Regions from separate parts of the Homo sapiens genome. Here region 1 is linked to region 2. The links are chromatin loops, found by intact Hi-C in ENCODE. Cell type or tissue: heart right ventricle. All regions are shown on one strand. Links, peaks and the distances in the headings refer to the core of each region. The heading gives the core; the rest is flanking DNA. Region 1 overlaps CD99 (CD99 molecule (Xg blood group)). Region 2 has its middle 38 kb from the start of LINC00102.

Evidence for each region. A loop is a pair of places that touch in the nucleus more often than their neighbours do. Peaks named below come from ENCODE experiments on the same cell type or tissue, not always from the same donor. Only the 100,000 strongest peaks of a DNase experiment are listed, where the experiment ranks them.
Region 1: a loop joins it to region 2, with 2.1 times the contacts of the local background. A loop is called at or near these places in 14 of 110 quality-filtered maps.

The regions. Positions count from the first base shown.
Region 1 is chrX:2,695,876-2,712,524 of GRCh38, reverse strand. The region is part of intron 1 of CD99 (CD99 molecule (Xg blood group)); the gene reads right to left. Among named protein-coding and RNA genes, the nearest start is that of CD99, 13 kb to the right of the region's middle. In heart right ventricle, for the core only: a CTCF peak has its summit at 8,385; DNase peaks (open chromatin) are centred at 4,984, 7,284, 8,374 and 10,713; H3K4me3 peaks cover 1,569 bases; H3K27ac peaks cover 5,079 bases.
Region 2 is chrX:2,644,963-2,661,611 of GRCh38, reverse strand. It overlaps the pseudogene CD99P1. Among named protein-coding and RNA genes, the nearest start is that of LINC00102, 38 kb to the right of the region's middle. In heart right ventricle, for the core only: no CTCF peak of the experiment used is centred there; no DNase peak of the experiment used is centred there.

The DNA of each region.
Region 1 (16,649 bases), core at 4,255-12,254, 51 kb before region 2:
ATAAGGCAGGTACAGACACACGCACATATAAATATATATATGCACTCATGTTCATATGTTTCCATAGAAATCTGTAATTGTATTTTTTGAAGTATTTTTTTTCTTTATTTACATCTTACCTCGCCTATTTATTTGTGGTGCAAACAGTTCAAAGCTACTGTCTTAGGCATTTTCAAGTATGCAACGCATTCTTACTAACCACAGTCACCCTGAGTACAGTAGACCCCTGAACTTATCCCTTCCTATCTGATGGAAATGTTGTACCCTTTACCCATCATTTCCCCATTTCCCCCACCCCTCACTCCCAACCCCTTGGTCACCGCCATTCCACTCTGCTTCTGTGAGTTCAGTGGTTTTAGATTCCACGTAAGCGTGTTTGGGTCAGACGGTATTTGTCTTTCTGTGCTCGGCTTACTGCACTTAACATCATGTCCTCCAGTTCCATCCATGTTGTTGCAAATGGCAGGACTTCCTTCTTTTTTCTTTTTGAGACAGAGTCTCACTCTGTTGCCCAAGCTGGAGTGCGATGATCTTGGCTCACTACAACCTCCGCCTCCTGGGTTCAAGCAATTCTCCTGCCTCAGCCTCCTGAGTAGCTGGGACTATAGGCGCCCGCCCATCATGCCCAGCTAATTTTTTGTATTTTTACTAGAGACGGGGTTTCACCATGTTGGCCAGGCTGGTCTTGAACTCCTGACCTCAGGTGATCCACCTGCCTCAGCCTCCCAAAGTGCTAGGATGACAGGCATGAGCCACCGCACCCAGCCAACCTCCTTCTTTTTTAAAGCTGAATACCATTCCATTGTGAATATACCCTATTTTCTTTGTTCATTTAATAGCTTTATTGAGGCATAGTTTACATAGCATGAAAGGCACTTATTCTCACTGTGCAAATGAATGGCTTTTAGTGAATGTACAGAGTTGATATAGCACATTTTCTTTCTGCATTCATCCCTTGATGGGCTCTTCCATTGACTGCATGTCTTGGCTACTCCGAATGGTGCTGCAATAAACATGGGAGGGGAGTGTCTCTTTGACATACTGATTTCCTTTCCTTATCCCAAATAAACATATATATATATACACACATACACATACTATATATATATATAATACACACACATACTATATATACACATACTATATACATACATACTGTATATACACATACTATGTATACACACACTACATATATACACACCATATACATACATACTATATATACTATATATACATACTATATATACGAATTATATATTTATACAAATATATATATACACATATATATATTATATATATATAGACTTGCCCTGACTTGCTGGGAATACCCTGAAGGTTTAGAAGTCATCTCTGGGGCCGGGTGCGGTGGCTCACACCTGTAATCTCAGCACTTTGGGAGGCCAAGGTGAGAGGATCACGAGGTCAGGAGTTCGAGACCAGCCCAACCAACATGGTGAAACCCCGTCTCTACTATAAATACAAAAAAATTGGCCAGGCGTGGTGATATGCGCATGTAATCCCAGCTACTCAGGAGGCTGAGGCAGGAAAATCGCTTGAATCCGGGAAGTAGAGGTTGCAGTGAGCAGAGATCATGCCACTGCACTCCAGCCTGGGTGACAGAGGGAGACTCCATCTCAAAAAAAAAAAAAAAAAAAAAGTCATCTCTACATATCTTCATATGTAGATACATTAGTAGAGGGACTGCTAGATCAATTCGTAACTGTTTCAATTTCCTCAAAACTCTCTTCCCCGGAAATGACAGTGCTTCCTTGAAGGCTTACCTTTGTTAGTGCCTCAGCGGTAGACGTGACTTCTAAACCCTATGGGCATTCCCAGCAAGTCAGGGCAAGTCCCCACCCCCTCCACCCCAACAAAGAGATTCCAAGAGTCCATAATGTATTCTTTAGCAAGAAAGACATTCTCTTTAGAAAGGTAGGAAGACTTAATAATAAGCAGACAGAACTGTCAGAATGTTAAAGAAAAAAAAGCAGCAGCAATGACAAAAAAAAACCCCACACGTGAAAGTAAAGTACAGATATTATTTTAAGTGTAACCCTTCTTATTTCTGTAATTTCACCCTCATAAACAGAAGATGATCATAGACACCGTCACTAAAGAAACAAAACAAAGCAACATAGGACAATCCCCTTAAAGTGACTCATCCTTCCCAAGCTTCAGGAAATACTCAGAAACGGCAGTCAAGGGCGTACGAGACTCGGAAGGTTTCTAAGACCAGAGTCTTGTCTTCTCCCACTCCTCGCTCACAGCAGAACCCAGGAAACTCCAGTGTCAGGAGGTGGCCTCCATTCCCCAGGACACCCCACGGCCGGAACACAGTGGTAAAACTAGAACTCTCCTCCCAGGTTCCACCCCACACCCTGCACTCCCATGCCCAGCTGCCTGACACAGAACACGCAATCCTAGCATGAGGACTGCTATATATTTCCACAGAAAGGGCATGTCAGCTGCAAAATCGCAGGGCACAGGGAAAACACAGTATGATCTCGATGCTTCCCTCACATGGGAAATGTCACATGTGGTACACATTTTTTTTTTCAAAGACCCTCCTGGCTTGCTGGGTTTTTGCATCTGTCCCTGGGCCTCAGGGGGGCCATTTGCCCACCCAGGTGTCCCCAAGCTTCCCCCAACCACCTTCGGGTTTAGGTCCATGCTTCTTGCTGGGCACCTCTGCATTCAACAGCTCTTCATGTGCTCTTTGCAACCAAGCCACATTTTGGATTTTTTCCAATGCAGGGCCTGGGTATACGTGTGCATGTCTATGTACATGCATGTGCGTGTCTATGTACATGCATGTGTGTGTCTATGTTCATGCATGTGCGCGTGTGGATGTGCTCATGTGTACATGTGTATTTCATATACGCGTGCTCATGCATTCATGTGGTTTCTGTGTGTGCACGTGTGTGCTCCTGCACGTATGTGTGGGTGTATGGTGTGGGCACACATGTGCATGCATATATGTATTGCACTGCATGTGTGTGCACACGTGTTTTCATGTGCATTGTGAGTGTGCTGAATGCACACCTGTTTGCATGTGTATATGTGCACAAGTGCACTGCATGAATATATATGTGCATTTGTTCATGTGTCTGCGTGTTTGCCTGTGTGCTTGTGTGCATATGTGTGAGGGTGCTATCTGAGCACACACCTGTGTGCATGCATATATGGGTGTGCATGTGCACTGCAGGAGTATGTGCATGTGCTTGTGTGTTTTCATGTGTGCTCACGTGCACATGTGACTTGCTGTGTGGGTGCACACGTGTGCATGCATGCATATATGCATGGCATGAGTGTGCATGCATGTATGTGCCTGTGTATGTGTGCATGCACATGTGTGTCTGTCTGGTGTGTGTCCATGGCCTGCCACCTCCCCAGCCTAGCTTGCCCCTCCCATCCTCCTCCATCACCCTCAGAGTCCACCAGCCTTTTCCTCCACATGACTTCCCTGGTCATAGCCACTGAGCTGGGACCAGGTGTCACTTAGAAGCTTCCTCCTTTTCTTGCTCCACCTGCCCTCAGAGGCCACAGTGACGATGCTCTGGCTCACTTCATGTTCCTTCCACTGACCCCAATGCCCCCATGGACCCCACACAAACCCAGTTACAGGGGAGGGCACAGGCCCTCCCGCCACCAGTGTCACCCCCAGGCAAGCCTGGATTGCCAACTTCCCCTCTGCTTCAGGACTACGGCTGACGTCACCACTGAGTGTCCAAACCCACTGCTCCCCGGACCCCAAGCTCAGCCGACGGAGGTCCAAGACAACAAGTCTGAGAGTGGGTGGCAAAGGACACAGTATGCCCCTCACGCCCTTCTCCCCTTCTCCCACCCTCTGCCCTTAGCCCTAGTCCTTGGAGAACTCGCCTCAGCCCCGCACTTGGAGCTTGTCTTCCATTCTTATCTCTGTGCTGTTTCTACAGTTTTTAATTGAAACAATTTCAATGTCACTCCAGGATGCCTGAAGGACAAGGACACCAGAGGAGAGACAACCCCAAGCATTCTATCATCGACCTTGGGCCCTCGACCTCAGCTTCCATCGCTCAAGGCTCTGTCAGTCTGTCCCCTGCCTCCAAGGTCTCCTTTCTCCCAGATACAGAGTCCCACCCTCACCATTTTCTCCTCGGGTGACTAACACTTAAGACAGCTCCCCAAACACCACCCCACAGAGAGTAGGGAGGAAAGGGAGGTGACCCGCTCTCGATTTCATATAGACGTGGGCACCCTGAATCACCCATAATCAGACGTTCACTCCCTGGTGGAATCTGGTACTGCAGACACCTCTGAGGCTAATCTTCCAGGTGTGTGAGGGACACAGTTCCCTATGTATGTGAAGGGATGCAGTTCCCCAGGTGTGTGTGAGGGAGGCAGTCCCCCAGGTGTGTGTGAGGAAGGCAGTCCCCCAGGTGTATATAAATGGATGCAAATGCACGTGCTATTGGCTTGAAGCCTCATGGGGAAGCAAACCCAATCAATGATCATCAGTCAGTAAAGGAATCTCTGTAAATGAAGCTATCGTCTCCTAACTCAGTCCACTGCTCTCTTTATTGCCTAGGATTCATCTCCCAATTCATCACATTCCCTGAGCTTTCAGGTGGTAGGCAGGAAATTGCGGGCTCACAGCAGACACCCCCACTTGCCTTTTTGCTCCTGAAAACGACCTCCGGGGCTACAAATGTGAAGAAAACACCAACAAAACCCACCCAGCAAGAGCTGCAACCATGCCCTCAGAGAAGGAGCCTGGTGGAGAACTCAGGTGCCTGTGTTGCACGTTTACGGCATTCAGCCTCTCTGCAAATTTGCAAAGAGACCAGACCCTCAGCAGAACCCCCAACTGCCACTGCTGTTTCCACCCGGCCCTCTCAAAGCTCCAGATGTTTCCGGGACAGGGTAATGGCTCATCAGGGCAAGGCGGAACGGACGACAGATGGCATGAGTCAGTCTGACAAGACACTTTCTACTGATTCAAACCATGTTTACTTTTTCTCATCAGCCAGGCAACTCAAAAAACAGGACGAACCCAGAGTGAAGTCCCCGAGGCCACATGGGGTGTGTGAGTTCCTCTGCAACGTGACTAAGGCTTGCACTAATGCAGGAATGCACTCAACCGGGGCAAACGCAGGAGGAGAGCCAGTACCTGGGTTCTCTTTTTGCTGTTTTTTTCTTTTCTTTTCTTTTCTTTTGAGGCAGAGTTTTGCTCTGTTGCCCAGGCTAGAGTACAGTAGCATGATCTCAACTCACTGCAACCTCCACCTCCTGGGTTCAAGTGATTCTCCTTCCTCAGCTTCCCCAGTAGCTGGGACTATGGGCATGTGCCACCACATCCAGCTAATTCTTGTGTTTTTAGTAGAGATGGAGTTTCGCCATGTTGGCCAGGCTGGTCTCAAACTCCGGGCATCAAGTGATCTGCCTGCCTTGGCCTCCCAAAGTGCAGGGATTACAGATGTGAGCCGCCGCGCCCGAACACTTGGGTTATCTTAAACCCCATCATCACATCATTCAGGTGTTTCACATAAAATTAAAAATGAGCCAGGCGTGGTGGTGCACGCCCGTAGTCCCAGTTACTTGGGAGGCTGAGGCAGGAGAATCGCTTGAACCCGGGAGGTGGAGGTTGCAGTGAGCCGAGATCGCACCACTGCACTCCAGCCTGGGCGACAGAGTGAGACTCTGTCTCGAAATAAATTAATTAATTAATTAAAAAAAATTAGGCAGTTCCAAGATTCCTGTAACTTTCAGATTTTCATAAGAATAACACAATCATTACATAGTAACAGCAGCAGCCAGGGACATCATTTAAGCAGTGCTCTGTGTGTGCCTGCAGCTTTCTCAATAATGCCGTTCATCTCCATTAAGGGTGGGAGGATGAAGACCCGCCACTGGCCTGGGTGTCCCTGCTGAAAAATGTCCAATTCACTCAGCCCCAGCATCACCCCAGGGTGTTCACACCTGCTGCTGGCCACTCCAGTACTCATCTGCTCCTGCTGGTTTTCCACACCCTTTTCCAAAGCCCACTAAACACGAAACTTTCAGGACATTGTAGAAAAGGAGGAGGAGGTGGTGCAGAGGGCACGTGTGTGCTCTTTACTTGCTGCTGAGTCCTCTGATGCCAAGCAAAGGCAAAGCGTTTTTTGTTTTTTGTTTTTTCCTTTTTTTGAGACAGAGTGTCTCTGTGTCACCCAGGCTGGAGTGCGGTGGCCCGATTTTGGCTCACTGCAAGCTATGCCTCCCGGGTTCACACCATTCTGCTGCCTCAGCCTCCCGAGTAGCTGGGACTACAGGTGCCCACCACCACGCCCGGCTGATTTTTTTGTATTTTTAGTAGAGACTGGGTTTCACCGTGGTAGCCAGGATGGTCTCGATCTCCTGAACTCGTGATCCGCCCGCCTCGGCCTCCCAAAGTGCTGGGATGACAGGCGTGAGCCACCGCGCCCGGCTCTTTTTTTTTTTTTCTTTTTAACGTTTTGGAGGTCGAGTGGAACCAGTCACATGGTCTGACCCTAAAAACTTTCATTCCAGGTTTGGGGGGCCTCGGGAAGGGTCCCCAGCCTAGAGATAATTGTAGCTCAGAATGCTGCAAGAGAAAATGCCTCCACATTGGAGCAAGCACCGGAAGTCCTCCTGTGTGGGAATAGCAGGAGGCAGCTGATACATTTCATTTTACTATTTTATTCAAATGGTCAAAACACCCTTACTTTTCTGTTGCTATAAAACCGAATCGCTCTGGAAGTATTGTCCTCTTTTTCAAGATGTGTCATTTAACACCGGGCAGACGATCGGTCACAGGGCACAAAGCGTCCATGAGACAGGACAAATAACTTCAGGAAAGCTCAGAGACACCATGGCGACTGCAATTAGTAACAATGGCTTGAATATTTGAAAACGACTAAAGGAGCCCATTCTGAATAAGTGTTCTCACCACACACAAAAAAGTGCTGCAAAGTCTGTGAGGTCATGCATATTTAAATCCATCTCACCATGGATACATACATCAAGACACCATGTGCAACCGCATAAACACATACAATGTGTATTTGTCAATTAAAAGAAATAAACACATCATTTAAAAAAATCTGGCGCTGAGATCTTACCAAACATATTGTAAAATTACAGAAAAGAGCTTAATAGTGTCATAAATAGTTTCAGGAATACACCAGAGTGTCATAGTCTCAGAAATACTCCAGTGCTGGGTCCAGCTTCCCGTCAGTAACAGGATGTGTGCCAGTGACTGCATATCTGAGTACAGAAAACACAATGTGCCAGATCACAGACAAGTGCAAGGAACTCCGAGTTCACCAAACATCCTACACTTTAGATTTAACCGCTGAGTCCAGCGCAATCTGTTCACCCCATGGAAAGCTATGAACGCAGTGGGTGATAGTGGCCGCCGGGCCCTGGAAACACTCTCTGCTAGCAAACTATGGAAAGGGAAGGGCTTCATGTCTGTAGCAATAGTTAAACTCGTCTCTCTGTCTTCTTAGCTTGAAAATTATACATAGGTGGCCGGGTACAGTGGCTCACGCCTATAATCCCAACACTTTGGGAGGCCAAGGTGGGAGGATTGCTTGAGCCCAGGAGTTCAACAGCAGCCTGGGCAACATGATGAAACCCCGTCTCTACAAAAAATGCAAAAATTAGACAGGTGTTGTGACGCACTCCCATGGTCCCAGCTACTTGGGAGGCTGAGGCGGGAGGATGGCCTGCGCTTGTGGAGGTTGAGATTGCAGGGAGCTGACACTGCACCACGGCACTCCAGCCTGGGCAACAGAGAGAGACCCTGCCTCCAAAAAATAGGCAGGGCATGGTGGCTCACTCCTGTAATCCCAACACTTTGGGAGGTTGAGGCAGGCAGATCACTGAGGTCAGGGGTTCGAGACCAGCCTGGCCAACAAGGCAAAACCCCATCTCTGCTAAATTAGCTGGGCATGGTGGCGTGTACCTGTAGTTCCAGCTACTTGGGAGGCTGAGGCACAAGAATCTCTTGAACTTGGCAGATGGAGGTTGCAGTGAGCCGAGACTGTGCCACTGCACACTAGCCTGGGTGATAGAATGAGACTTTGTCTCAAAAAAAAAGAAAGAAAAGAAAAAAGAAAAAGATTATATGCAGGTGGTTAAACTGCATATACTTCCTTGTCTGCGGTGGCCTAAGGTACAAGGTAACATCTCGGCTTCATCCTAACTAGGACGACGGCACAAGGGTATAGACGTGAAAGAACAAGCTCTTTCCTGTAATTTTACAATATGTTTGGTAAGAAGTGGGAAACTTTCTTTTGTTCGTGTGCCATAACTCTGGGAACGTCCCCTGAGCTACGCCAAGTTTTACAAGAGGCCAAAGAATGGTGTGAATGTTTGGGCTGGGCTGAGCACGCCTCACACCGGCAGTTCTCAGAATCGCCCTGCGAGGGACCTGGGGAGACGTGGAATCCTGGGTCTCACCCCCAGACATTTTCGTTCTGTGGTCTGGGGTGAGGCTCATGAGCCTGCATTTTTAACAAACTCCAGGGTGATGCTGAAGGACCCCGCCTTCAGGAGTTCTGAGGCTCAGACAACAGCAAGGCAGGGCTGCTCGGGGTTCCCTGCTCTCCGTCCCTGTCACCCCTTCCACAGGCAGATGCCAGCCCAGATCCCATCCCTACAGGAAACTGAGTGATCACCCCCCAAGGCTAACGTGGAAACACCGGAAACTGACTTAGGGGCCTCAGCACTTTTTCCAACTTCATCCCAGCCACTCCCCGACTGCTGATCTCCTTTCAAAGTGGTCTCTGCCCTGCAGTTTTGGACTAGCTTGAAATAACCCCTCCGCCGGTCCCAACTATTAGCAGTTCACAGAGCCCTGTGTGTCTCTGTAAAATGATGTGAGGCCAACACACACACACACACACACACACACACACACACACACACACACACTTAACAGCTCGGTTTGTTAATTACAGCTTTGTTATTCAAAGCAGTTACGTTTTATAAAGTCTCAGCGAACACTGAATTAGCGAATAGTGAACTATTGCTCCCACGTAAATACAGGACTACGTTCCCAGAGGTCATGAACCAATCACTACCTAAGCGCGTTTTATGTGGGTTTCTGTTTAAAGACACCGCAGTGAATAGACATTGTGGAGTCACTCACATTGATCTCGAAGCCAACAGCACTATAACTCGTGCCTAAATGACGCTCATCAAATGTGTATTTTCCCCGTGAGACCATGCCAGCTTTCCTGTACTTAGGGACGCTAGGTAGCATGTCAGCACCGACTTGGGGATATTTGAAAGCGCAAAATCACTGACAAAAAGCACGAAAACACAAAACACGGGACACCAAATAGACCTTGCAAAGAACCCTGTTGACAGTACGCGCTGGCCCGAGAAGGCAGGGTCTGGCTTTGTTGAACCTCAGCTGAGAACATGTGCTATTGAGAAGCTCAATTCTGGCCAGGTGTGGTGGCTCACGCCTGTAATCCCAGCATTTTGGGAAGCCCAGGCGGGTGAATCACTTGAGGCCAGGAGTTTGAGAGCAGCCTGGCCAACACGGTGAAACCCCGTCTCTACTAAAAATACAAAAATTAGCCAGGCGTGGTGGCTGTAATCCCATGCCTGTAATCCCAGCTACTCGGGAGGCTGAGGCAGGAGAATCACTTGAACACAGGAGGCGGAGGTTACAGTGAGCCAAGATCACGCCACTGCACTCCAGCCTTGGCGAAAGAGGGAGACTCCATCCAAAAAAAATAAAAAAAAAAAGTTCAATTTTTTTGCCGTTCTGTGCATGAACAAAATAGCCGAGGGTAAGGAGAAGAACATAAAGGGTAACTATTGGGTCCTGGGTTTAATACCACAGTGATGAAATAATCTGTACAACAAAACCTCATGACACATGTTTACCTAAGTCACAAACTTTCACATGTATCCCCGAACCTAAAATGAAAGTTTAAAATAAAAAAATTAAATGCCAGGAATATTGATGTGGGGATGACAAATACATTTTAGTAAGCAGGCAAGTCACAAATACAGAATCACTGAATGATGAAGATTGCGTGTACCTAGGTTAAAACAAGTTAATAACAGTATTTCTCATGGTGTCCAAAATATATCATTGTCTTTCTCAGAAAATTTAAAATCTCTTCCCCTCTGCAGCATCTTGTGAATTTGGTTGTTACACCATGGGACTGATACAGGGGCATCCTGGGGGTGGGGTAGGGGTAGGGGGTCACAGAATTTGGGCCCCTCGTCTGCCTCATTGGATCCTCTACCTGGCCATGAAAGCCCATTCCTTCTTTCTGAACCTGGAAAATGTCTATTCACCCCTCAAGGCCCTGGGAGAATGTCACCTTCTCCAGGAAGCCCTCCGTGATCCTCTCCCTAGCCCACCTGAAGCGCTTTCTCACAAGTATTACCAGAGGTGATCTGTAAGCACATTACAGTTTAAGGAGCACAGCTCCGCACCCCAGTTCTCAACTCCAGCAGCAAATTACACACATCTGTGGGGTTTTCCTAAGTCCTGATGCCCAGGCTAATTAAATCAGAAACTTTCCAAGGTGAGATGCAGGCATCTATATTTTAAAGCCTACCCATGTGATGCAAACGTGTGGTCAACTCTGCAGGCAGGGACCTGTTACAGATTTTAACTTCCTCAATATCTCCTAAAATAGCTTGTGCCTTCTCTTCTATCTCCACTGACTTATCCACGCTCTGCCAAAAATAGCCCCAGCCCCTCCCACCTGTTCTGCATGCTGTTACCCAAAGACGGGCCTTAGGCAGGTTAAGCGTCCCCGCACAGCTGTCTGCGTCAAACCCTTCAGGGGAGCTTAAATCTGCACTCCTCAGCAGTGGCAACAGAGGTTGCCCACCATCTGGCCCCTGCAGCTCCTCTAGTCTGAGATGAACTGCAGCTGCCCCATCATCACTCTTACTGCTTGTCTACCAGGCTGAGAAGAGGCCCTTCCTCTTCCTTACACCTGGTTTCCTCTGCTCATTCTTGGAAGCTCAGTGTCCAGGGAGGGCCCCTCCTGGGAGAACTCTCTCTGACCCCCTGAACAAGTGTAGTCCCTGCTCTGTGCCTCCAGACATCCAGGCCTTCCATCCACAATGGTGCTTTTATGCCCAAATTGATGCCCTGGTTGTTACCTCCAAAGCAGAGAACAAAAAACAGGGACCACAGCAAATAGCACCAATAGTACATTTAACTTCAACCTATGCTGGCTGAAGGAATACATGAAAGAGCCATGGACTGGGAGGGTGGATGGACAGGCAGGTAAGTGGATGGATGGGTGGGTGGGTAAATGGGTGGGTGGATGGATGGATGGATGGATGCATGCGTGGGTGAGTGGATAAATTAGTGAGTGGGTGGATGGTTGGGTGGACAGCTGGGTGGATGGATGGGTAGTTGGATGGGATGAGTGGAAAGATGGGCAGTAAGGGGATGGATGGAGGTAAGGGTGGATAGGTGGATGGATGGTTGAGTGGATAGATGAGTTTAGGTGGGTGAGTAGGTAGGTGGATGGATGGATGAATGCATGGATAAGTGGATGGATGGGTAGTTAAGTGGATGAGTGGGTGGGTAGACGGATGGAGGTATGGATGGATGGTTGGGTGGATGGATGGTTGGGTGGGTGGATGGATGGGTGGGTGGGTGAGTAGGTGGATGGATGGATAGATGAATGGATGGATGGATGAACAGATAGGTGGATGGATGGACAGATGGATAGATGAATGGGTGAACGGATAAATGGATGGATGGTAGATGGGTAAATTGATGAAAGGATGGGTGAATGGATGGATAGATGAGTGGATGGTGGACAGATGGATGTATCAATTGATGAGTGGCTGGATGAACTAAAAGGATGGATGCATGGATGATGCATGGATGGAAAGATGAATGGAGAATGGATGGATGGATGGACAGGTGCATTAACGGATGGATAAAGGAATGGGACGACGGATGGATGGATGGATGGATGGATAAATGGATGGATGGATGCACGCATGGATGGATGGATGCATGGATGAATGGATGGATGGGTAAATGAATGGGAGGATGGGTTGATGGATGGATGGATGGACGAACGGATGGATGGGTAAATGAATGGGAGGATGGGTTGATGGATGGATGGATAAAAGGAGGATGCATGGCTGGATGGATGCATGGATGCATAAATGGATGGATAAATGGATGGAAGGACACATGGATACCTAGAACACGGAGACCCTGAGGAGCTGGAGAGGCCTCAGTGACTGGTCTAAGTTCACCACCAGGATTCAAGGGAGTTCTCTTCCATATCAAAATGCCCATCACTGATTCAGGACATTCTCCTCCCCTTCAAGTCACACTAGTGGTGAAGGCAGGCATCCCTCAAGGTCCACAAGGCCGTGCCTGGGGAGCTCTGTTCAGCCCACACACGCAGCCACCAACTCCCAAGCCCAGCAACCCCTGTGCCCACGTCTCACCACCAACAGAACTCATGTCCACATGCATTTTTCCCCATGCTGACCATGTGATCACCAGCAAGCTCCTGAACTCTCTGACCCCAGTGTCTTTATCTACAAAAGGCCCATGAGAAATATCTTAAGGGCTCGCTGAAGATGAAATAACAAACTGAATGCTCTTTGAAAAATGTAATCCATGGCATAGACATTCACATCCGAGAGGCGGTCATGGGAAATCTCATGTAGGAGGGAAGAAACAGAATATCTAGTAAAATAACAATGATTCTTGACAACTCAGCCACACATGAAGACCCTCCGAGGGGCTTTTTAAAAATTCCTAATAGCGGGATGCAGTGGCTCCCGCCTATAAACCCAAGACTTTGCCAGGCCAAGGCAGGTGGATGGCTTGAACTCAGGAGTTCAGGACTAAACTGGGCAACATAGGGAGACCCTGTCTCTACAAAAAATGAAAAATTTGGCTGGGCGTGCCAGCTCACGCCTGAGGGAGGCTGAGGCAGAAGAATCACTTGAACCTGGGTGGCAGAGGTTGCAGCGAGCCAAGATTGCATCGCTGCACTCCAGCCTGGTGACAGAGTGAGACTCTGTAATTTAAAAAAAAAAAAAAAAAAAAGGCTGGGCGCGGTGGCTCACACCTGTAATCCCAGCACTTTGGGAAGCCGAGGTGGGCAGATCACGACGTCAGGAGTTCGAGACCATCCTGGCCAACATAGTGAAATCCCGTCTCTACTAAAAATACAAAAATTAGCCAGGCGTGGTGGTGCGTGCCTGTAGTTCCAGCTACTCAGGAGGCTGAGGCAAGAGAGGCACTTGAACCAGGGAGGCGGAAGTTGCAGTGAGCCAAGATTGCACCAAGGCACTCCAGCCTGGGCAACACAGCAAGACTCTGTCTAAAAAAAAGAAGAAGAAGAAAGAAAAGAGAGAAGAGAAAACAAAAGAAAAGAAAAGAAGAGGAAAGAAAAGAAAAAAACAAAAAGAAAGAAAAGATTAGCTGGGTATGGTGAGGTGCACCTGTGGTCCCAGCTTCTTTCGAGGCTGAGGTAGGTGGGCTGCTTGAACCCAGGAGGTTGAGGCTGCAGTGAGCTATGACTGTACCACTGCACTCCAGCCTGGGTGACAGAGCAAAATCTTGTCTCAAAAAAAAAAAAAAATTAAAACACCTAACACGTCTATAAACCAGACTACCCAGGTAACCCTGGGCAAGAGTGACGTTTCCAAGCTTCCCGCAATGGGGCCAAAGCTGAGAACCTCGGATCTAGGTCAGCAAGAGCTACTGGAGGGTGGTCAAGCAGGTTTGTGTCTGAAACCATCACTCAGAAATCAGGAATGCAGGAGGGATGGGCATCACAGTTACTGGTGTGTTTTTAGCCTGGACTCTGTAGGATTAAAATATGTCCACCAGCCTGGGCGACAGAACAAAACTCTGTATCTACAAAAAAGGTAAAAATTAATTGAGTGTGGTGGCATGTGCCCATAGTCCCAACTACACAGAAGGCTAAGGTGGGCAGGTCACCTGAGCCTGGGGGTTCGAGGCTGCAGTGAGCTGAGATCACACCACTGCACTTCAGCCTGGGCGACAGAGTGAGATCCTGTCTCAAAAAAAATGATTGCAGGCTGAGCATGGTGGCTCACGCCTGTAACCCCAGCACTTTGGGAAGCTGAGGCGAGAGGTTTGCTTGAGCCCAGGAGTTCAAGACCAGCCTGGGCAATGTAGTCAGACTCCGATTCTACAAAAAGATTTTAAAAATTAGCTGAGGGTGGCACATGCCTGTGGTCCCAGCTCCTTGGAAGGCTGAGGTGAGAGATTCACCTGCACCCAGGAGGTCAAGACTGCAGTGAGCTACAATCGTGCCACTGCACTCCGGCCTGGGCAAGTCTAAAAAAAAAAAAAAAAAGAAACAAAGAAAAAAAAAGATTGCAAGCCACTGCCCGGTGATATGTTTATGATATGATGAGTGTCTAGGGGCTTGTGGTTTAAGAGTAGAAACCGCTTCCCATAGGTGGCTGTAGCTGTCCATCTTGTCTGTCTATCGGATGCTATGTTAGTCCCAAAGGACCACAGCCTCTTGAGTAAAGACCTCAACACAGGGGGCCTCTACCTTCATTGCCACCTCGGCACGGTCTCAAAAGACAGATGTTCATATCCATCTCCTGCTTGCCCAGATCCAAATCCCTCCCTGTCCTGCTATTCTATGAGTCTGCACTAAATGCCTAACACTTCTCTCCGAGTGTTCAATTGCTGAGAACATTTTGTGCTGAATTCATCGAAGACAGCCCTGTGTTAATTCATATTTAGAACCCAACCCATTTCCCCCAGAAGAAGACAGCTAGCAACAGCAGCAGAAGAGGCCGACTGGCAATATTTGGGTTCTGGCAGTAGTTATAAAATCTCTATGCCTCCAAGTCCATTGGCCCTAAAAGACAATGCAGTGTGTTTATTCTTGTCATCATTCCAGTCCATCGTGTTCCAGTCCATCGTGCAGAAACGAAAGCTCCTTCTGGTCAGCATCCCCTCGTGGATCAATGCTTGCCAGGGTGCATTTGGACAATAATTTTGCAGGGTCAGGCAAAGCAGAAACAAACAAGAGTCAGGCTACCTGGGCAAACTCAGGTGTCGCTGATGAGTAATGCCTGCAGAACCCTCTGGCCAGTCTGCTGCCTCCTCAAGAAGGGCTGTTAGCTCAACCAGATACACTATTATCAGCTTTTAAACAGCGCTTTGGAGCAACAGCTTTACTCCCCGAAAAGATGCAGAAAATCAGACTCTTTCAGGTGATTCTCAAAAACAGGGGACCCACCCCAGCCCACGACACCATTCAAAGTTGAGAAAGCAAAGTGAATTAAAGGGGTTTGCAACCGCTTTCAGACTCATCCAGCTGCCGTCCACAATGACAAACATATATTATATCTCAGCCCAGCCCACCGGGACAGAGGGAGCGGAACAAAAGCTTTGCCCATGCGGCTTCTTTAGCAAGGCTTTCCATGTACCCTGTGGGCATTTTCTCCTCTCCTCTGTTGAATTTTCTTCTTTGCAAGGTGGGTGGCTGCAAGCTACTTTCACAGCCCACTTGAGAAACACTGGTTTGAATCTGACTCTGGGGGAGAAGAAAGGAAGTTTCTGGTTTCCTGCTAAGCGGAAACTTTAATACTATGACTAGGAGACCGTACAAGGCATGGTGGCAACCCTGAGTCATACTAAAACAAAGCCGAAAAACACACCCATGCACCATCTCCTCAAAACTCACCAAGGAACCAAGCCAAGAAAGAATACTGAACAGGAAATTCAAGAAGAGGAAGTCCTTCTGGTCTCTAGAGATGTGAAAAGATACCGTCAGTTGGACAAATGGGAGTAGAAATGCTGGTGAGCTACCATGTTTCAGCCAAGAGACTGGGAATAAATCAAAAAAGAATACACTTTAGGAGGCCGAGGCGGGCGGATCACCTGAGGTCAGGAGTTCGAAACCAGCCTGGCCAAGATGGTGAAACTCCACCTCTACTAAAAAAATACAAAAATTAGCCAGGTGTGGTGGCGGGCACCTGTAATCCCAGGTACTCAGGAGGCTGAGACAGGAGAATTGCTTGAACCTGGGAGGCAGAGGTTGCAGTGAGCCGAGATCGCACCATCGCACTCCAGCCTGGGGAAAAAGAGCGAGACTTCATCTCAAAATAAAAAGAAAAGAAAAGAAAGAATATCAGCAAATCCTCAAGCCCTGGACAGCCTGCAGCCTGCAGCTACACCAGCAACGATGAGCCCACATTCACAAGCAATCCGAACCCCACCTCCCCAACTGGGAGAACAGAGGTGAAGCACGGAAGACAGCAGAAAATCCACATGGGCCTGGGACATGGAACACAGGACTCAGAATGAACAAGCTTCAATAACCAGCCTTTCTCTGCCATTTTGTTGCTGCCCCTGAAGACTCAAAGTCCTTTGTCTTTCTCTGCCAATTCTCTAAAAATGGACTGTTCTTTGTTGAGGGTACTAGAGCAGCTAGAATCCAAGCCACTTCCTTGAAAACTACCCATTTCTAGGTATCTCTCATGTATCAATGAAAAACGCATGTTAATAAAGTTTGGTTTGTTTTTCCCTGTCTTTGGTTAGAGGAGTCACTTCCAAATAAGAATGTAGGACAGTTGATTTTTACAATGATTTTTCAGGTGGCTCACACCTGTAATCCCAGCACTTTGGGAGGCCAAGGTGGGCA
Region 2 (16,649 bases), core at 4,161-12,160:
AAATCATGGAGGTTTCCGAGAAGCAGGATCTGTCCCTCCTATATCACCAATGTAAATTGCAAAGTCAATTATTCTGCCAACACGTAGTCTATTGATGTCTCAGAAAATAATGAAGAGCCTCAAATAATGCCTCTGGCCCTACCGGGTATTGATACAGGGTGTTTTTTAAGGTGGGGGGTAGTAGGTGGGCAAAGGAGAGAGGAGAAGGGATTTGGGAGGTGGGACTGGGACTCTGCATAGTTCAATCACTCTCTGGTCTGCTGTCATCTCCAGGGTCTGGGACGCTTGTATAGAAACATGGTTGGCCAGGCGCGGAGGCTCACGCCTGTTAATCCCAGCACTTTGGGAGGCCGAGCCAGGTGGATCACCTGAGGTCAGGAGTTTGAGACCAGCCTGGCCAAGATGGCGAAACCCCGTCTCTACTAGAAATACAAAAATTAGCCAGGCGTGGTGGTGCACACCTGTAATCCCAGCTACTCAGGAGACTGAGGCAGGAGAATTGCTTGAATCCGGGGGGACAGAGGTTGCAGTGAGCCAAGATCATGCCACTGCGCTCCAGCCTGGGCAACACAGTGAGACTCCATCTCAAAAAAAAAAAAAAGAATAAAAAATGAAAAGCCTCACATAATGCGTCTGGCCCTAGTGGGTATTTCTACAGGGTGTTTTTTTAAGGTAGGGGTAATAGGTGGGCAAATGAGAGAGAAGGGATGTGGGAGGTGAGGCTGGGACTCTGCATAGTTCAATCACTCTCTGGTCAGCTGTCGTCCCCAGGGTCTGGGACATTTGTGTGAAAGCATGGTCAGCCAGGCGCGGTGACTCACGCCTGTCATCCCAGCACTTTGGGAGGCCAAGGCGGGCAGATCACCTGAGGTCAGGAGTTTGAGACCAGCCTGGGTAACATAATGAAACACCATCTCTACTAAAAAATACAAAAATCAGCCAGGCGTGGTGGCAGGTGCCTGTAATCCCAGCTACTTGGGAGGCAGAGGCAGGAGAATTGTTTGATCCCGGGTGGTGGAGGTTGCAGTGAGCTGAGAACGAGCCACTGCACTCAAGCCTGGGGGACAAGAGCAAGACCCCTCTCAAAAAAATAAAAAGAAAAAAAAAAAGAAAAGAAAATAATATCTCTGAGTGTGGGGGTGCATATCTGTCATCCCAGCACTTTAGGAGGCTGAGGTGGATCACTTGAGCCCAGGAGTTCAAGACCAGCCTGCACTACATAGTGAAGCCCCATCTCCAGGAAACATTTAAACATTAACCAGGCTGGGCATGGTGGTTCATGCCTGTGATCCCAGCACTTTGGGAGGCTAAGGCGGGTGTATCACTTGAGCTCAGGAGTTCGAGACCAGCCTGGACAACATGGTGAAGTCTTGTGTCTAAAAAATAAAAAAAAATAGCCGAGCGTGGTGGCTAGTGCCTGTGGCTGCAGCTACGTGGGAGGCCAAGGTAGGAATACTGCTTTCGCCCAGGAGGCAGACGTTGCAGTGAGCCAAGAGACTGTACCACTGCACTCCAGCTTGGGCATGAAAACCTGCATGAAACGCTGTCTCCAAAAAATATAAAAATTTAAAAAATTAGGCAGTCATGGTGGTGTGCGTGTGTAGTCCCAGCTACTCAGGAGGCTGAGGAGAGAGCACGGCTTGAGCCCAGGAGGTCGAAGCTGCAGTGACCCATGATCACTTCACTGTACTCCAGTCTGGGCAACAGAGTGAGATCCTGTCTCAAGAAAAGAAAAGAAGCGAAAAGAAAAGGGAAGGGGGACAGAAGTGGAGGGAAGGGGAGGGGGTAGGGGAGGGGGAGAGAGGAGGAATGGGAGGGAAGGGGAGGGGGAAGGGGAGGGGGAAGGGGAGGGGGGAGGGAAGGGGAGAGGGGAGGGAAGGGGAGAGGGGAGGGAAGGGAAGGGGAGAGGGGAGGGAAGGGAAGGGGAGAGGGGAGGGAAGGGAAGGGGAGAGGGGAGGGAAGGGAAGGGGAGAGGGGAGGGAAGGGAAGGGGAGGGGGAAGGGAAGGGGAAGGAAGGGGAGGGGGAAGGGAAGGGGAGGGGGAAGGGAAGGGGAAGGAAGGGGAGGGGGAAGGGAAGGGGAGGGGGAAGGGAAGGGGAGGGGAAAGGGGGGAGGGAGGAGGAGAGAGGAGGGAAGGGAAGGGGAGGGGGAAGGGAAGGGGAAGGAAGGGGAGGGGGAAGGGAAGGGGAGAGGGGAGGGAAGGGAAGGGGAGAGGGGAGGGAAGGGAAGGGGAGGGGGAAGGGAAGGGGAAGGAAGGGGAGGGGGAAGGGAAGGGGAGGGGGAAGGGAAGGGGAAGGAAGGGGAGGGGGAAGGGAAGGGGAGGGGGAAGGGAAGGGGAGGGGGAAGGGAAGGGGAGGGGGAAGGGGGGAGGGAGGAGGAGAGAGGAGGGAAGGGAAGGGGAGGGGGAAGGGAAGCAAGAAACAAGGTAAAGGAAAGGGAAAGGGGGAGGGGAGGGGAAGGGGGAAGGAAGGAAGGAGAGAGAGAGAAAAGAAAGAGCTTGATCATGGCTGATGTCCACATTGATTGAGATCCACAGAGCACAATGGGCCATCCTGATAATACAGACAATTGTCATTTCTCTCTCGTATCACCATGAAACTAGAGATATGCTTTCTGGAGGAGCAAAGGTGCTTCAGAAATGTGGAATCCTGACATTCACAATGCAGAATCTTTCTCAGAAGCGAGCTCAACAATGTGTTCATTTTTTTTTTTTTGTTTTTGTTTTCCGAGTTATTGGTGATTGGCTTTGTAAACAAAAAAAAAGAGAATGCAACTATGAATAGAGAGATCGAATGTGTCTGATGCAAGGTTGTCGCAGTTCCTGTTTTCTGGTTAGGCCTGCATTGCCTTATGAATTACAGGGAATGGAGAACTTTTCTTGATAATAATGGTCATTCTATGTAGAGCAGGACTTGAGATGTTATGATAAATGTATAATTTCTCAAAAGTGGTCTACTTGAGAACACAGTTTCAAGGAGTTCCTCTCCACATTTGTTCCTGGGTAAAGCAGCTGTTCATAAGGTAATTCAGCTTTCAATTTATTTTAATCGGCACTTCAGCTCAGGCCAGCAATGTCACTATGCCTTCCAGCCAGGATGGTCCCAGGGTGCCTAGGACATTGAGACAGAGAGGGGTGTAAAATGACTGTCACTGAGGGGTAAAGTAGAATCTGATATGAGAAAAAAACAGAGATATGTAGAAATCACAAAAGAAGCATACTATATTTCCAGTGCAATGCCATTTTAGGTGAATACAGAAAATAATTGCAAAATTTCACATAGGCCTTCATTAATTTATGCTATAGTAATTTTCACATATGCCCAAGTTAATTCATACTAATTTATACTAACTACCACCAAGGCCATACAATTCTGCCCAAGGTAAAATTTACCTACTGTCAGAAGTAAATGTGGTGTTTTAAAACTGATTCTACAGTCAAGAGATCCCCATTAACCACACTTCTTAAAACCAGATGAGAAAGTTCTATCAGATTAACTCAGGAGCTTAAAATCCAACTACACAGAGAACTTTCGAAAACCCTGAATGATTAGTCCCACCTGTTGGAAGTGGTTCCCCTCGCCTGGGCAACTGCTAAGTCATTGTTTTATTTTGTGCAATGGAAACACAGTAATGCATTAGATATTCATAAGATTAAAATAATTTGAGGCAGGTCCAAGATGCACAGTAACGCTGAAGTGGTCATGAGCATAAAGGATATTTCATCTGCAACTCCTGTACAGGGATAGGAAAGTATTTGTGATAATGGTTGGTGAGAAATCTACAGGCAAGACTAACATTGTTGTGGGATGTTGCCTATGTCCACAGGCAATGCTGAATTTCAGTTACAAGTGAGTGAACCCAGAGATGTAGACTTTGTCCCATCTGAGTTGACAAAACCCCGGAATTTTACTCACAGACCTCTGGGTTCTCTCAACATACCAAGGCAAAGAACAAAACCTCCAATGATAGGGTAACAGAAGAGGGAACGAGTGGCCAGCCTTCTTCGTTTGAGATACCATTTAAATAATAAACTTAAAGCAGAAATAAATAAAATGAAATTGCATGTTAAACTGCTCTTCTATACGCTTACTTTTGGTTTCCCTTGTTCCTCTTTTATTTTTCATTATTATTATTATTGAGACAGAGTCTTGCTCTGTCACCCAGACTGGAGTGCTGTGGCACCATCTCGGCCCACTGCAACCTCCACCTCTCGGGTTCAAGCGATTCTCCTGTCTCAGCCTCCCGAGTAGCTGGGACTACAGGTGCGTGCCACCACACCCGGCTAATTTTTGTATTTTTAGTAGAGACGGGGTTTCACCATATTGGCCAGGCTGGTCTCGAACTCCTGACCTCATGATCCACCTGCCTCAGCCTCCTAATTTTCATTATATTTTTAATCAATAAACAATAATTGCATATGTCTCTGGGGTGCAATGTGATGTTTCTCTGTATCTTTCCTGTTGGATTCATCCTCAGCATCAGTGCAAAACCCATCATGTTTGCAGACACTTGGTTTGAAGAGATCCAACGTTCAATGGAAACGTCTATCGGACAATGAGTGAATGGCTGTGCCTTCCATATAAAAGCACGATAATGATGTGTTCTGAGTGGAGGCATGCCTCCGTGATTTTACTCCTCTCTCAGCTCGGCTGGGACTCAGATTCTTTCAGATTTACGTCTCTCTGGATTAAAAAAAAAAAAGCTGGGACCCAGATTCTCAGAGTTAAGTATAGTCTTTCTGCAAGAGGCTCTTTGTCCACATCAACAGTGAGATAATTTGCTGTCTCAGAACTGCTAGACCAGCTGAACTTTCCTTGTTTGCTTTCTTGTTAGAGTACCCATGAAAAGGCAGATTGGAGATAAAATTGATTCAAGAGAGGCCATGGATAAGAGATGTTTTGTCTCCAGTTGCATCAGAATCACAAAATATTGCAGGGGAAGGTACACAGAAGACATTTCTGTAGGTTATTCTGTGCTGAAAATGATTATGAATGACATTTGTCACTGTGGTTCATGCATATTCTTTCTGGTATGTCAACAGCAATGTGAAACCCACGAACACGGTCAACATCGTAGAGACTGGGATGCGAAGAAGGGCACAGGAGAGCACAGTGCCTTTGGAAAGCTCCCAGGTCCAATATCAACTCTACATTCCTTCAGCCTGTCTCTCTCCGATGTATCCCTCTTGTCAAGAGAGGGAAATGCAGTTAGACAGAGTCCATTTAATGTTTGCTGAGTGAGTGAAAGAATGAATGCATGATGAGTTCTTGTCTGTGGCCACGTGCCTCTCTGCCAAAGTCTATTTCTTCAAACTTAATTTCTGTCTGAACATCTCTATTCATGCTCCCTGCGGCTTTGGTATTTCAGCAAAAATCCTCCCTGGGTTCTGACTCCAGGAGACATAAACCACTCAAGTGGTCTTTAGAAATCCTTCAATGAATTTTTAAAAATTATTTGTAGAGACAGGGTCTGGCTATGTTGCCCAGGCTGGTCTCAAACTCCTGAGGCTCAAGTGCTCCTTCTACCTTGGCCTCCAAAGGTGCTGGGGTTACAGTTGTGAGCCACTGCACCTGGCTCCAATTCTGTCTTCCAGATTTACCCTCACTGATGATCCAGTCACCTGCTCACTCTCCTCTTTGGGTCATGAGAGCTGGTGACTATGCAGCCAACAGGGTACCTTCTGCAGACTTCAACAGAGTCCTGCCCTTCCATTTACATTTAACCTCATTGTTTATGGGTGGCCCCCAGGAACTCTCAGAAACAACAGTTAGAGTGGGGGGGTCCTAAGGGGAGTGGGGTGAAGTTAGACCTGAGCTTCTGAGTTATCCTTCCTCTCTTCTCCTCCGTCCCCTGCTTCTCTCACATTCCTCTCACCTTCTCTATCTCTTGACCCCCGTCCCTTCTCTCAATTCCTCTTTTTTCTCAAGCTCTGAGAATGTTCTGGCATCTTCCACCATGCAGAGAGTATGGTAGGAGGTTAGGAATTAATGGCTCTGGAACCAATGTCTCCTTCAGGTGACATGTACTTTCAATCAGCATCTCCAAGTCTGTTCATGTTCCTATGACATCAGAGAGGGAAGCAAGATTATCTGGTGACCAGCCAGTCTCCCCCTCCTCTGGGAGATGTCCAGCCTCTGCGTCCTCTCTTCTGTCTGCACCCAGGGGACCAGGTATTTGGAAGCCACACACAGAGACTCAGCTTTAGGGGGCTGGCTCCCCATCTCAAAGACATCTGGTAGCTGAGGCTGGTTGACCCATCCAATCAGTGATCTTTCAGTTGGTAGGTTTTTTGGTGGGGAAAGCGACTAACCCTATGAAGAAAAAGCACCAGATCCCCATGCTTTTCAGTCTCTCGTTCCTGACTCAGACCAGGGAACCGATCTCTGGGGGACTTTGAGCTGGGAGGAGCTGACAACGGCTGCTATTGATTTGGGGCTGAGACTTCTCCCAGTTTCTGACGAGTTTGGAACTTGTTGACTTCGGGTAGGTCCAAAGGCAATGAATGTAAGGGCTGTTTAGGCTTCTGTAGGGGGTCTTGGAGAGGTGCCTGGGGCTTTTGGTCAGGGGTGATTCCCAGGAGATGCTTCTAGGGGAAAAGGGAGAAGCAAGAACCTATAGATGGTTGTACGGCTCTGGGGACTGAGAGGTGAACTGGACAAAATGAAGATAGCAGGAGTCACTGGGCCAGCAGGTGGAGGTCAACGTCCACAAAGCAAACAGCCTTCACCAGGCGTGCTGCCAATTAAAGGGACAGCTTTGTGGAGCTCCAGAAGCATGTTGGTCTGCCACACTCCTGTCTTCTCCACTGAGATTTCTGTGGGGAAGCATGTTGTTGTGGAAAAATACCCATAACATTAATTTCATCATTTAACCTTTTCATTTGTGTACATATGTATTTATTTGTTTTAGAGATGGGGGTCTCCCTCTGTCACCCAGGCTGCAGTGCAGTGACAGAAACACCTCTCACTGCAGCCTTGACCTCCTGGGCTCAAGTGATCCTCCCACCTCAGCCTCCAGAGGAGACGGGACTACAAGCACACGCCACCGTGCCCAGCTGATTTTTTAAAATTTTTTGGTAGAGACTGGATCTGTGTTGCCCACTCTGGTCTTCAACTCCTAGGCTCAAGCAATCCTCCCACCTTGGCCTCGCAAAGAGTTGAGATTAAAAGGTGTGAGCCACTGCACCCAGCCTGTTTTCATCTTTTTTTTTTTTTTTTTTCTTTTTGAAACGGAGTCTCATTCTGTCGCCCAGGCTGGAGTGCAGTGGCGCAATCTCAGCTCACTGCAACCTTCGCCTCCCGGGTTCAAGCGATTCTTCTGCCTCAGCCTCCTGAGTAGCTAGCAATACAGGCATGCGCCACCAGAGCCAACTAATTTTTGTATTTTTAGTAGAGACGGGGTTTCACCATGTTGGCCAGACTGGTCTCGAACTCCTGACCTCATGATCCGCCTGCCTCGGCCTCCCAAAGTGCTGGGATTACAGGCGTGAGCCGCCGCGCCCGGCCCGTTTTTACCATTTTTAAGTGAACAATTCAGGCGCATTGACTACATCCACAGTGTTATGCCACCATCACTGCTATCTAGTTCCAGAACCCTGCCATCACCGCCAAAGGAAACTTCGTACCTATCAAGTAATCACTGTTCATTTTCCCTGCCCCCAGCCCTAAGCAACCATGAGTTCAATTTCTGTCTTGATGGCTTTAACTATTCTGGACATTTTATATAAATGGACTCCTACAATATGTGACCTTTTGTGTCTCTCTTTCTGCACTTAGCATAACGTCTTCAAGGTTCATTCATGTTGTAGCATGTGACTGTTTCATTCCTTTTCGTGGCTGAATAATATTCCATTGTATGGATGGAACACATGGGGTTTATCCATTTAGTATTAGATGGACATCGGACTGTTTTCACCTTTTGGCATTTTGGATATTGCTACATACATTTGTGTACAAATTTCTGTTTACACATTTGTTTTCAGTATCTTTAGGTATTAGGTAGAAGTAGGATTGCTACATCACTTGGTAATTCTGTGTTTAATTTTCTGAAGAGCCATAAAACTGCCTTCCATAGTGGCTACACCACTTTAACTTCCCACCAGCAAAGTAGGAGAATTCTAATGTTTCCACATCCTTGCCAATAATGATTCCTTTCCTTCTTTGTAAAAACAGTTATCAGAATTCTAGTGATGCTTTGAGGATTTAAACATTGCTCAGGCCTGGCACAGTGGCTCACGCCTGTAATCCCAACAACTTTGGGAGGCCGCATGGGTGGATCACCTGAGGTCAGGAGTTCAAGACCACCCTGGCCAACATGTGAAACCCCGTCTCTACTAAAAACACAAAAAATTACCCGAGTGTGGTGTCACATGCCTGTAATCCCAGCTACTTGGGAGGCTGAGGTGGGAGAATCACTTGAACCTCGGAGGCGGAGGTTGCAATGAGCCAAGATCGCACCATTGCACCCAGCCTGGGCGACAAGAGTGAAACTCCATCTCAAAAGCAAACAAACAAAAACATCGTTCAGAACTCTGGTTCTGTGCATTCAGGGGTATGGGAAACAAAGGCTCAGGTTGTCTTATTTGTAGTCCCATTATAAGAACTGAAAATACAGAACTGTGGACAGGTAGTCAAACATATTTTTCTATCTTGGTAATCTGAAATCTAAACCACTTGAAGGGCACAAACAGAATCTGCTGTCCTGGGTTTGCACAGTTAACTCTGCAGAAAAGCTATTTTGAACACAAGAAAGAGTCCATAGTCACAGACCCCACAGTTAGCAATTTGCTTATTATGCCTTTTATTTATGTATTCATTTATTTTATTTATTTATTTTTTTGAGATGGAGTTGCCCTCTTGTTGCCCAGGCTGGAGTGCAATGGTACGATCTCTGCTCACCGCAACCTCTGCCTCCCTGGTTCAAGCGATTCTCCTGTCTCAGCCTCCTGAGTAGCTGGGATTACAGGCATGTACCACCACGCCCAGCTAATTTTGTATTTTTAGTAGAGATGGGGTTTCTCCATGTTGGTCAGGCTGGTCTCGAACTCCCGACCTCAGGTGATCCGCCTGCCTTGGCCTCCCAAAGTGCTGGGATTACAGGTGTGAGCCACCGTGCCCAGCCTTATCAGCCTTTTATAATCAACTCAATGGGTGGTGCATCCATCACAAATGAAGTAAAGTGGGAGAGGCCAACAGCGAGGATATGTCTGTGCCATCATTATCCATCTGCATTATGTGACCTCCCACAGCAGGCACCAGGGGGGAAAAGAACACACACACGGACCCCCAAACACTGTAGTCTCCTTCTCCCTCTGCTGCCCCCTGGACCAGCAAGAGGAAAATACACCTTGTTGTCCACCAGAGATGAAAAAGGATCCCCAGCCAGGTGCGGTGGCTCACGCCTGTCACCCCAGAACTTTGGGAGGCTGAGGCAGGTGGATCGCTTGAAGTCAGGAGTTCAAGACCAGCCTGGCCCACATGGTGAAACCCCATCTCTACTAAAAATACAAAAATTAGCCGGGCATGGTGGCGGGCGCCTGTAATCCCAGCTACTCGGGAGGCTGAGGCAGGAGAATGACCTGAACCCGGGAGGCGGAGGTGGCAGTGAGCCAAGATCGCACCACTGCACTCCAGCCTGGGCGAGAGAGTTAGACTCCACCTCAAAACAAAAAGACAGAGAGAAAGAAGATGAGGGAGGGGGTGTGGCAGGAGTTTCCTTGAGGAGACCAGCACCATTAGTTTGTTCTCACATTGCTATAAAGAAATAACTAAGACTGGATAATTTATAAAGAAAAAAGACTCCATCTCAAAGAAAAAAAAAATGAGAAAAACCCCAAAGCTTCAGGAGACCCAGGGTATGAAACCACAGATCCACTGGGCAAGGAAGATGATGCCTCAGTATCCCAATTCTTCAGATGTTCTTCTTCTTCTTCTTCTTCTTCCTTTCTTCTTTTTTTTTTTTTTTTTTTTTTTGTTTGAGACGTAGTCTTGCTCTGTCGCCCAGGCTGGAGTGCAGTGGCATGATCTCAGCTCACTGCAACCTCCACCTCCGGGATTCAAGCGAATCTCCTGCCTCAGCCTCCCGAGTACCTGGGATTACAGGCGTGCACCACCATGGCCAGCTAATTTTTGTATTTTTAGTAGAGACGGGGTTTCACCATGTTGGCCAGGATGGTCTCAATCTCCTGACTGATCTGCCTGCCTCGGCCTCCAAAAGTACTGGGATTACAGGCGTGAGACCTGCACCCAGCCCAGACCTTCTTCTTATCAGTCACCAACTGAGCTTTCCCTGGGACCACTTCAAAAATCAGCTGTTCATGAGCCCCGGTGCCAAATGCCCGGCTTCTAAGAGATACATGAAAACCCTGATTCCTCTTTTCATGGGGAAGACGTCTCTGTCCACCCAGTGGACAGCACAAACAGCTCCTAGCACCAGAATGGCAGCGCAAGGGTAAGAGCGTGCCCAGTGGGGAGGCGGGAATGTATATACGTGCTTCCAGACAGGATGTACAAGACAAAGAATTTGAATGACTTTTTGAAACAGTCATACGGTCGCCTGTGCCAAGCCAATTCCCACTCAGGAGACAGCACTTACTCAGTGTGCTGGAACAAGCATCCCCCTGTGTGAGGAAGTGACTGCTGCCAGCAAGGGCAGCTCACTTGGCAGAGAGGAGAGGCTGGAATGAAGACTAAAGGCATTTTCAGGGTGTGGGCTCCCATCAGTGACTTCTAGAGAGGAACCCTGAACCCAGTCTGGGGTCTGGAGTGGGGGCCAAAGGGACAGAGGGGAGGCAAGAAGGGGCTCCCTGGGAGACTTGATAGATGACAGAGAACCACAGACACAGAAAAGGCAAAGCCCTGAAGCCACCATTTGAAAATCAAGGTTAGGGAGACCCAACGCAGGAGAGGATTTGGTAAAGGTCACCCAGGACAGGAGGCAGGCAGGGCTCCCTGATCAGAGCTCTCTACACCTGCATTTCTCTTTGTCCTGGTCACCAGGAGAGAGAAAAAGAGGGCCTCTGCCTGACTCAAATGAAAGATGTCTCCGTGGGTAAGGATTTAATTTTCCCCTGATGACCTAAGGAGAAAAATTCTCACTTGCATCCTCATAAATCTATCCTTCTCTTTGCATTCACCTTTGCATCTATCTACATATCTATCCAGCCACCCACATCCACCCATCCATCTATCCACTCATCCACCCATCCATGAACCTGTTTACTCATGCATCCATCCATCCAATCATCTACTTATCTACCTATCCATCTATCCATCCATCCATCCACCCATCCACCCATCTACTCATCCACCTTACCATCCATCCAACCATCCATCCATCCATCCATCCATCTATCCACCCACTCATTCATCTACTCATCCACCATACCACTCACCCATCCCTCCAATGATACATCCCCCATTCATTGACACATGTATTCAGTGATCCATCAGTCCCTCTATCCATCCACCCATCTATCTATCTATCCACCTTTCCACCTACACATCCACCCAAACACCTGTCCATCCATGTATGTGTCTATTCATCCATCAAACACTTATCCATCTCTCCATCCATCCACCTGTCTACCCATCCACTCAGCCATTCACTCATCCATCCATCCATCCATCCATCCATCCATCCATCCATCCAAATATCCATCCAAACACCCATCCATCCCTCCATTTTACCCACCAATTCACCATCCATTCATGCATCTATCCATTCGTCCACCTTTCCATCCATTTATCTATCCATCTATTCACCCATCCCTCCCTCCTTCTCACTTTCCCTCAGGTCCTGCATATGGACACCTAGACATGTCTAGACATCCATGTAGCCATGAGCCCACCTGTAACATCACTCATGCACAGCCTTGCCTGCTGTTTTGTAGCCAGATGATCACGACTATGGGTGGCAGAATATCAACAGCAGGGTGGGAAACCTGGGGCCACTGGAATTGGGCACATCTGTGAAAATGTCCCTGGATCTTTCCTTTGTGTCTCATTTCTTAGAGGACTCAGGGATTATAGCACTTGTGTTATTTATCAAGTTTCTCTACTGCTGGCCTCTGCTCAAGGGAGTTAGAAGAAACGGCAGGAGTGAGTCTCTGGAAAGCCCTTAACTCAGAGCCCCACACAGATGAAGATGCTGGTCTTGAGACCTCAAATAATAATTATTATGTGAAAATAGATCAAAGCAATATCTCTGACCTGCAAAATATTGAGAGGGGAAAATCACGTATTACATTTTCTAAAGATACAAACACTATTTTCCATTAGGCAAAACAGTCTAGAAAGCAAGGCGAAGTCTGAAGTCGACTTGAAAGAGCCAGATAAGTTGTAAGATTTATTTGCCTAAACCAGGGCCCCGGAAAACCTTGTTTATCTGTTTACACTGCTCCCCGCTATACCGGACTAGAATAATTCCCATGTACTACTTGCTGGGGGTCCAGGAAGGGAAACTGAAACTGATTCACCCCTAGGATATCAGGGCCATAATCTAGTTACAAGCATAGACTTTGAGGACAAATGTCTTGATATTTGAATTTCACTTCTGCTGTTTATTAGCAGTGCATTAGCTGAACATGTCACCAATCTGATCTTCAAGTTTCTGACTTGTAGAATGACAGCGATCATTCTTACTATAAGGTTTGGTGCAGATTTTCTGAAAGTGCTTGCAAAGCACCTGCCATGTAGAGAGGGCTCCATCAAACAGTATGGATGTTGTTATAAATTTCATTCCTGCCCCTAAAGAGGGAATTCTTGACAAGACATCCCCAGCCCCTGACTTGTGGATTGAGCCTGCTGATGTTCAGTCAGTGGTGGGAAATGAGACCTGCTAATGGGACCCTGTACCGCACCACGGTGCTGAACTGTTGGGAAGATAAAGCAAGAAGTCAGATAAAGTCTGGTAAGCCAGGTGCCTCATCATGAAAAACATCTACAAGGAGCTCTCACATACCTGGAACTAAATTCTGAACCTATGCATGAGTTGAAAAGAAAAACAGGCTGGATGCGGTGGCTCACACCTGTAATCCCAGCACTTTGGGAGGCTGATGTGAGTGGATCACAAGGTCAGGAGTTCAAGACCAGCCTTGGCCAAGATGCTGAAACCCCATCTCTACTAAAAATACAAAAATTAGCTGGGCATGGTGGTGGGCACCTGTAATCCTAGCTACTCAGGAGGCTGAGGCAGGGAACTGCTTGAACCCGGGAGACGGAGGTTGCAGTGAGCCAAGATTGTGCCACTGCACTCCAGCCTGGGCGACAGAGTGAGAATCCATCTCAAAGCAAACAAACAAAAACATGCTAGTGGAGATAACTGCATGCTCCCTGCACCCATAAAAATAAGCTATACCAGCTCATGTTTGCCCATATTTGCGCAGAAACAACAGACCTTGTTGGATCATTTAAAATGTTGCTAAGATTTCTGCATGATTTCTTCAGCCATGTAGCATTTTTTTTTCTTGGTTAGCATGTTTTCATTGGTTTTCTTTTTTAGCATTTTGAATTTATCAGCCTACTGCCTTCCGACTTCCAAAGTTTCCAATGAGAAGTCTGATGATAATCTTCTTTAGGATCCCTGGGATGGGATCAGTCACTTCTGTCTTGTGGCTTTTACTGTGCTTCAGGGTGGACTTCTGACTTCATCCTACCTGAAGTTTGCTGCCTTTCTTGGATGTTTATTTCAAATAGTTGCACTGACAGGTCTAAGAATTTCCCCTGTACCGGTGAGTGAAATGGATGAGCATGCCCACGAGAGGTCTCAGATTTTCCAACCACCCATGTGTGGGTTGTGTTCAATTTCCTCCTCCTACAACCACTTTCCTTCTTAATGAAAATGCCTGGGTCACTTCACAATGTAATCACATGACCGAATCTGGTCACACATCCTATGCTTGGCACCTGTCACATCTACTTTGCCCCCAGCCTTTGGGGTCCCTACTCCTGAGGTCCTGAACATTCATAGAGAACAGATCTCATTAAGCACAGGAGAGGGGCAGAAAGAATTTGCAAGATTAAGTGGGCCAAGTCTTGTAACACCAGTTGTAGGTAGAAGCAATAGCAGGCTCCAAAGATATCCATGTCCTGATTCCCAGAACCTGTGCAAGGGAAATGAAGGTTGCAGATGGAATGAAAGTTGCTGATCAGCTGAGCTTGAGATGAGAAGACATTACTGGATTACCCAGGTAGGACCAATGTTATCACATGGGTCTTTATCATGGAAAGAGGGAAGCAAGAGGGTCAGAGTTAGAGAGAGATTGGAAGATGCTACACTGCTGGCTTTGAAGATGGAGGGAGCAGCTACATAATAAGGCGTGTAGGCAGCCTCTAGAAGCTGGAAATGTCAAGCAAACCGTTTCTCTCCTAGAGCCTCCAGAAGGAAGCCAGCCCTGCTGACACCTTGATGGGAGCCCCAGGAAACTAATTTCAGACTTCTTACCTCCAGAACTGTAAGCAAAGAAATGTGCATTGTTTTAAGCTGCAAAGTCTGTGATGCTTTGTCCTAGAAGCAAGAGGAAACTGTTCTAACCTCCTTCGGCAGTTGAAGGAAATCAAGTCAACAGCAACTGAAGTCATTAGAGTGAGGTCTCAGATTCCCATGTGGGATTTTTTTCCTTGCTCTTGGTTTTGCTCAAGACCTAGGATCTGATTTTGGCTGGTGCAAAAGCCACCAAAGTTACTGAGATTTGGGGGAATGGGATTCAGGGCCGAGTGGGGACATAAGAAGCCCAGAGCAGAAGCTGAAGAGCCAACAGACGTCAATTTAAAACACAGCACATTCTTAGCATCGGGCGATGTGTCTGCAACTAACTGATCGGATGGTGTGTGTTTTCTGTGTCTTTTTCAATATGTTAAAGGCAAAATCACAATAGTGAGTAAGGGTGACCGCACAGCAAAACTGTTCTTCTAGACTCATCTTGCACCATAGTGGCAGCTGAAGGAATTGTGCACCACGATGCACCCCTGTGGTCAGGAAAGGCTTCTAGGATGCCTGGGAGCTGAACGAGGTGGTAAATGATGGTGTTGGAGCTGGAGAGAAGTACAGGGTAGGCATTCCAGGTGACAGGAAGGAAATAAGGAAGCCAAGCAGTGTAGTGGTGAGAAGAAGCACAGGTTCACCCATGTGTGTGGACCGCTGCTTCTTCATACCCAGGAACCCAGCCAGTCCTGGAGATGCACAGATGAGCAAACCATGGCCAGACACTCACTCCCATGTTGCTTAGCGTCTAACGAGGAAAGCGGATATTTAAACAAAATTGCCCACAGGATATAAAAGTAGTGCCGTGGTCAGAGCCGCAGTAAGGAGGTGAGGCTTCTAGATGCTTATAACATGGTCAGCTTGGGTCAGGCAGGGACACAGATATATGAACTTTTTTATTTTTTTTTAAATTTTTTTGAGACAGAGTCTCGCTCTGTCGCCTAGGCTGGAGTGCAGTGGCGCAATCTCCATTCACTGCAACCTCCGCCTCCCAGGTTCAAGTGATTCTCCTGCCTCAGCCTCCTGAGTAGCTGGGACCACAGGCACATGCCACCACATTCAGCTATTTTTTTTGTATTTTTAGTAGAGATGGGGTTTCACCGTGCTAGCCAGGATGGTCTCAATCTCCTGACCCCGTGATCCGCCCGCCTCGGCCTCGCAAAGTGCTGGGATTACAGGAGTGAGCCACTGCACCCGGCCACAGATGTGAACTTTTAAGGGCAAGTGACCATGGAGCTAACAGTGGAGCTGACAATTGAAGTATGAAGACAGCACAAGGTAGAGGCAGAAAGTTTTGTGTAGCAAGTGTGGTACGTGCAAAGGGCCTGTGGTCGATGGAACCGAGGATCCTGTGGGGCTCAGTGAGGAGGGAAAGAGGAGCTCAGGTATGGCGTGCCATGGAGGGGAACACAGTGAGGCCACAGTCAGTCCTCAACCTTGAAAATGGCCCTTTGACTGTCCTCAGGGTCTAGCCTTGCTTGCCATGTTCATTGGGTCTAGCACCCTCTGCTTGCTCCCAGACAGCTTTCTCCTGCCTCCCAGCTCTGCATCTCTCAGATCCTGGCTCTGATCCCACGCTGCTGTTGCTTCCACTCATGTACCCATTGCTAACGGCATCATTTCTTGGAGTAATTCATTGCAAAGTTCATTTCCCACGATAAACGCAGTCTGTGCTCATTACAGTCAACAGGGTGGCCCAAAAGAGTTCAGTTAAGGGAAAAAAAAATCAAATTTTCCCTTGAAAAGAAGCCAGTGATATGGCTTGGGTCCATCTTCCTGAGGTTTGAAAACTTCTCTGTTAGTGTTAGTTGCTTTTAGGCCTGGTCCTGCTGCATATACAATGTGTATCTTTCTCTCTCTCTTTTTTTTTTTTTTTTTCTTTTTTGAGATGGAGTCTCGCTCTGTCAGCCAGGCTGGAGTGCAGTGGCGTGATCTCGGCTCACTGCAACTTCCGCCTCCCAAGTTTAAGCGATTCTCGTGCCTCAGCCTCCCAAGTAGCTGGGATTACAGGTGTGTGCCACCACGCCCAGCTAGTTGTTGTTTTAAGACTGAGTCTCACTCCAGCCCGGGCTGGAGTGCAGTGGTGTGATCTTGGCTCACTGTAACCTCCACCTTCTGGGTTCAAGCAATTCTCCTGTCTCAGCTTCCCGAGTAACTGGGATTACAGGC